Linked DNA regions of Mus musculus: region 2 is linked to region 1. Evidence: chromatin contacts called from ENCODE POLR2A ChIA-PET data. All regions are on one chromosome and are shown on one strand. The core of a region is the stretch at or near the end of the contact, and the rest is flanking DNA. Distances in the headings are between cores, read along the strand shown. Region 1 holds the start of Dph5 (diphthamide biosynthesis 5). Region 2 holds the start of Slc30a7 (solute carrier family 30 (zinc transporter), member 7).

Region 1 (2,776 bases), core at 173-2,672:
TTTGTGTGTGGGGGGGTGTGGGGGTGTGTGTGGGTGTGCCAGCCTGTGGTGGTCAGGGGAGACCTCTGTGGAGTTGTTTTTCTTCCACCTTTAACTGGGTTCCAGGATTAAACTCAGGTTGTCAGACTTGCGTGACAAGTTCCTTTACCAGCATCTTGATAGCCTTCCTTTGGTTTGTTTGCTCTGTTGACAAGTCTTTTGTCAAATTTCTGGTTTGCAAACATTTTCTCTCAGTGTACGACTTCAGTCTTTTGAAGGGAGTTTTTATTATTAAAGTATGACTTTTTTTCCTCTCTCTTTGCAACATGCCTTTTATAGCATACCTGAGAAATCTCTCCCTGGATAGGTCAGATTTTCTTTTCTTTTCTTTTTTTTTTTTCTTCTGTTATAATTTTAGGTCTTTCCATTTACACCATGATCTATTTTGAGGTGTATGTATTTTAATATGGTGCAAAGAATAAATCAATTTAGTGGGAACAGGGAGAATCAGGTCTTCGTGCACCCTTGGAGGAAAAGGCTAGACTTAAGAAAAATCTGAAAGGCCATTACATTGTGCCAAGAGAAGCAATGAACTGTCTTCCCAACTTGGATAAAGTTACCAGTGAATTTAGGAAGAGCATCTGCAGTGTAAACTTTTCGCTTACTGGAGCTGCGTGTAACCAATCTTTAAGAATCTCTGCAACAACCGCTGAGAGGTTTAAAGCACTTTCCTTTTTGTTATGCGCTTCCCGCCATAGAACTACTTTCTTTTTTAAAATTATCCTTTGGTTAGCATACTAAGTAATGGGCTTCATTATGGCATTTTTCATCCGTATATGTCATCACATTCGTATTTAGTCATCCCTTGAGCACTCTTAAAAGGTCACTCTCCACCGAGGGTGACTAAGGCAGATTCCCTTGAGGCATTCTGGTATCAGATCCCAGGGACAAACCCCTAGAAGGAGTCACAGCCCCCCCCCCCCCCCTGGGAACTTAACAACCACACTCAGCAGGGCAAGCCAACCTGTCCCCTCACCAGGGTGACTTCTGGTTAAATTGCGACAGATCTACAGAGCGGGAATTCAAAGCTGAGCAAACGCGGGGTCGGTCAGGGAAGTCCCTCCGGTTGTTCCTGCCAGTGTGCGTCTGGAGGGCGATTGGGAGCTATCGTCATCAGCCCGGACGCCCTTTGGGGATGTTTGAGTCCTGGCTTGCCGGGAGCGTGGGCACGCTGGGTCCTTTCCAGGCGCACAGCTGGACCCATTCCTGACCCTTGACCTCTGCCCGGGAGTCAGCGAGTCCTGGAGGGCCTTGCGGGGGGTATGCGATCGCTCTATAGCTCGTTCCTGGAGCGGTCTGTCATCTCCGCCTCCTGCCAGTCGTAAAGTGCTGTGAAGGGCTCTGCGCTTTACGGCGCCGTTAGGTGAGACCCGGAAGCTCTGTCTCTGATGGGCACATGGTTTGGGGACTGCAATTATTAAAAGGCTGCAGTGAGACTTTGAGGGACGTCAGCGAATCACCTCCGAGTCTCTAAGCGGGTAATCGGATCACACTTTTAAAAACAGTCATTCCATTATTTTCTAAGAGTATGCAGGAGTGTCGGACGCACGCAGGGTGCCACCTTGGTTTTTATGTTCATCCCTAGACTTTAGGTCCCCGGTGTTAGCTGACGTTTTTCTGTTGTTCACTTCGCTCTGCAGTCTCCCCATCCCTGGAGTTCGGAATGCTTTACTTGATCGGCTTGGGCCTGGGAGATGCCAAGGACATCACAGTCAAGGGCCTGGAAGTTGTGAGACGATGCAGTCGCGTGTATCTGGAAGCCTACACCTCAGTCCTGACTGTAGGGAAGGAAGCCCTGGTACGTGATTAAAGTCCCCAGGCCTCTGGGGAAGACATCTAGCTAGCGTCCGATTCTCCTACCCTAGACTGCACAGACTCTAAGCGTCTGCTTTTTTTTTTTTTTTTTAAGCCCCTGTAAAACACACACCCTGTCCATTAAGATCTACTTCATACTCAGTGACTTGGGAAATGAAACGGTAGTTTGTCCTACTTTACAAGTCTAATTTTGTGCCTTTCTCCAGTAAATAAAAAAAAAAAAGTTATTTTACACTCTTGGGGATAGTTATCAAATCCGTTATTTCATGAGCTAGCCAGACATCCTTTCCGAGTTGAGTGCTAATGAGGTGCTGACACAGGCTTAATGAGTTGCTTATACATTCAGCAAGCGATCTGAAAGCTTCCGTCTTTGAAGTAGTTCCATAGGGAACAGCGATCTCATTTTTTTTTGTCTGCAACATAGCCAAAGAGACCTTACATGTACTCTCCCAGGAAGGCTGTCATTCCCACATGTACATATAGAGTGACTAAGTAACCAGAGGATGTATTAGTGCATTATATACCTTAAACAGGGTAAATATGTAAATAATAGTTACAACAAGAAGGGTCAGTTTCTGCTTGATTGTCAAACTTAAAGTGAACCCTATATTGAGATAAGATGCTGATGTGTTGTTAGAGGAGGAGAGGAAGGTTTTTTTGTTTTGTTTTGTTTTTTTAAATTGTCAAGTCTTCCATATAAAAGTGTGGGCCAGAGAACTTCCGGTCATATCTCTCAGATTCACAACTCAGAATTTTGAAGGTTTCAGGGTTATGTTAAAAATCTTGAATCCTAAATAGGCTTCTTCTTAAGTTGGTCATGAATTAGAAAAAAAAAAAAAAAAGTAGTGTTTAATGGTCAGTTTGACTTGCTGGCCACACTTGTCGGTGTTTATACTTACTTCAAGATGATAGAAATATGTCT
Region 2 (2,900 bases), core at 148-2,647, 120 kb after region 1:
GATTCTTAGAAGGGAATAAAATCTAGAAATGGAGTTAGCACACTTCAGAAGTGTGCTCATTCTGTTATTTGCAGAGCAGTTTCACAAGCCCAGAAGTTATCCCACAGCAAATACTTAAATTCCAGTGACTTTACTTCCTTAGCGACACCGGACTCTCTTCGACCCAAATCTTGACACCATAAAACAAAAACAAACAAACAAAAAAGCCCAAAGGTGACACCAAAGCCTTCAAGTCAAAATGGCATTCTCAGAAAACTGTATGGGATTTTCTACTGCAGTAAAGATACAAGGAAAATCCTAAGACAGTTTCACTGGAAAAGAGAATGGCATATGCTTTGCCAACGGTCTCTTCACAAACCTCTTCAAAAGTCATTCAAAGGCAATCATAAATTTAACAGGGCCATTCAGATCTTTCTCTCTCAGAATCTTAGGAGTGAAATCCAAAAAAAAAAAAAAAAAAAAAAAAAAAAGCCACACCCACAGGTAGGTTAGCTAACAGGATCCTCTCATTTTTCCTGAGGCATAGCTAAGGCAAGCTGTTAAAGAGATTCATTGCATCTGCCAAATAAAAAAGTAAAAAAAAAATATGAGGAGGGGGCCTGTTTGTCAGTTCTGTTTAATGGAGTTGCAGGAAATGAGAGTCCCCGATCTTAGAACTGCAGCCCTTCCCTTTTGGTGAGAGTACGCTGAGAGCAACTCAGCAAAAGTGGTAGTGGCAAAGGTAAGACGTGAACCTGCCGGTAAGGAGCTACGTGGCACTAAGCAAATAGTGGCTTGTCTCCCTCACCCTCTGCTTCCGCCCCAATCATCTTCCCCTTTGGTTACCAGTTGCTCCAGATGCCGTAGAGTAGTTCCACAAAAGCGAAAGAGAGGTTCAGGCACAGGAAGAAAAACAGGTTCCGGGATGTCTTGTCCGACAGGATGGACCTGGGCACGATACAGGTGATCAGAAGCAAGCAGGAGCCAAGGGGGTTGCGGGGACCCCTCAAAACCCACCCAGTCCGCATGCTCGTTCCACCACAGCAGGAGGGTGACGCTCCCATGCTGGACCTCAGGCCATCCTTAGCACCCAGCTTTGTCTCAGCATCCCGGGCAGCCCCCTCCCAGCAATCACAGCACCCCGCACCTAAACCAGCCTGAGATCTTGCCGAACAGATTGAACTTGGGTGGTTTGTATTCATCATCCTTGATGGACAGGGGCAACATCTTCTCCACCCGGCGAAGGGCCGGGTCTCCGTCCCTCTAGAAGTGACTCGGTATGGTGGCGGCAGTGACAGCGGTGACGCTTCAAACGCGGACCCCAAAGCGCTTGACCGCCGCGGCACCGCCGCGAGACACAGACACAGACACACACCCGGGAATTCGAGGACTTCCGGCCCGGGCCGCGCAACGCGTCCTGGGACGGGAAAGCGGGAGGCGGGGGCGGGGACTCCGGCAGGGGAGGGGCTTACGGGGAGGAGGCGGGGCTTGGGGGCTGCGGAAAGTCCGAGCTGAAAGCTTGGGGATCTATCTCTAGCTGAGCTAGGGGTCCTATCTCCTGAACTCACGAAAGATACCCCTGCTGGCTCTCTGCAGACGTGGCTGACTGGTTCAGGGCCCGCTGTCACCCACCCAGATCGCCCATCACTATCGTCCCCGGATGCAGTGCAGCCCGCTCCTGCTCCTTCAGCATTAACCCCCTAAAGGACCTCAAATCCCCGCTGTGCCTTAGGCAGCATCACTGAAAAGCCCAGGCGGCCACGTGCTGCGCCGCCACTGCACGGGATGTGCGAGAATGGCTTCCCGAGGTCAACGCTAAGGGAGTCCACCCCCACCCGCGGAAACCGTCACGCGGGACGCGATCGTTGAGTGCTTTGCAAAAGAAACACTTAAAGGTATTTTAAAACGTCCTTTAGGAAGAGGGCCATAGACTATGGCCTTGAGGTCCGCTTCTTGCTGTTTCTCCCCTGCAACCTCATTCGGTTGTAGCCCTGAAGGCAACCGCAGACAGGTTCCTTTAGCATCCTTGTCACCCCCAAGACAGTAGCTGTCACTATGGTCCATTTCAGGAGGTGCAGATACAAGCCTGTTGGGTGGGAGGCTGGGGATGAGCCTTGTGGGCCTGGGCTGGCTAGAGAGACACTCTCCAGCATCTTTCTAGGGGATTGTTTAGACAAGGTCAGCTGGCCGATCACGTGAATGATTAAAAGTTATTACCTAGAAGGGGAAACCCGGAAAGGGGGTCTGGTTTGGGGAGGTGGCTTGGAAACTACAAAACCGAGCTTCTTGGGAAAGCCTTTTTGCCTAACAGGAAGTGGAGCGTCACCCAAAGCGAGGGAGGGGTGGCCACTCAGGAACTGTCCCCTGCTCCAGGCACTCACTTTGCAGGCGGCGCATTTCCTAGGTTATCAATTGGACGGGCAGAGAGGTTGGAAGCCCGGTTTAGGAAAGGGGTGGAAAAGAGGCAAGCAAAGGAGACTCTCCTTTCGATTTATGCTAACCAAGCTGCAAATAAACCCGCTGGCCCCGCTGCAATCTTCTGCACTAGAGGTGAGGCAACTGTGAAATTCTCTTTCATTGATTTTATCTTTCCATTTGGGACCTCTGCTTGTTTTGCCCTCGTTCTTGGAACTTTGTGGGTAGGAAGGATTTATTCTGTAATTTAGATTTTTGAAAATAGATCTTGATTTTTTTTTAATGTTCCTCTTTAAAAACTGCTGGTAACAAACGGCTTGATTCTATAAGTTCTAGGACAAACATGTCTCTTTTGTCTTTGCCTTTCTTGGACCATTATTGTCATGTAAGCAAATATTCTCAATTAGTAGCATTTACTTTTTAAAGGCTACTCTGTTGTTGTTGTTCAGAGCAGTTTTTCAATTCTACCCTACTGCATTGCTGAGGAAGCCAGAACTGACTGCAGA

The links. ChIA-PET counts read pairs that join two places held with the same protein, here RNA polymerase II (POLR2A).
Region 2: POLR2A ChIA-PET joins it to region 1 with 15 read pairs in embryonic stem cell. The contact joins the promoter of Slc30a7 here to the promoter of Dph5 in region 1. POLR2A ChIA-PET finds 5 or more read pairs at or near these places in 2 of 5 experiments (Patski and embryonic stem cell).

The regions. Positions count from the first base shown.
Region 1 is chr3:115,886,761-115,889,536 of GRCm38, forward strand. It overlaps Dph5 (diphthamide biosynthesis 5), which reads left to right and starts at 1,423. Exons shown (of 8, transcript NM_027193.2): 1 at 1,423-1,517; 2 at 1,680-1,837. The coding sequence starts at 1,703. A930005H10Rik (RIKEN cDNA A930005H10 gene) reads right to left here and starts at 1,370. Exons shown (of 2, transcript NR_015487.1): 1 at 1,004-1,370.
Region 2 is chr3:116,006,009-116,008,908 of GRCm38, forward strand. Slc30a7 (solute carrier family 30 (zinc transporter), member 7) reads right to left here and starts at 1,398. Exons shown (of 11, transcript NM_023214.7): 1 at 1,127-1,398; 2 at 826-927. The coding sequence starts at 1,206. Extl2 (exostosin-like glycosyltransferase 2) reads left to right here and starts at 2,289. Exons shown (of 5, transcript NM_001163514.1): 1 at 2,289-2,529.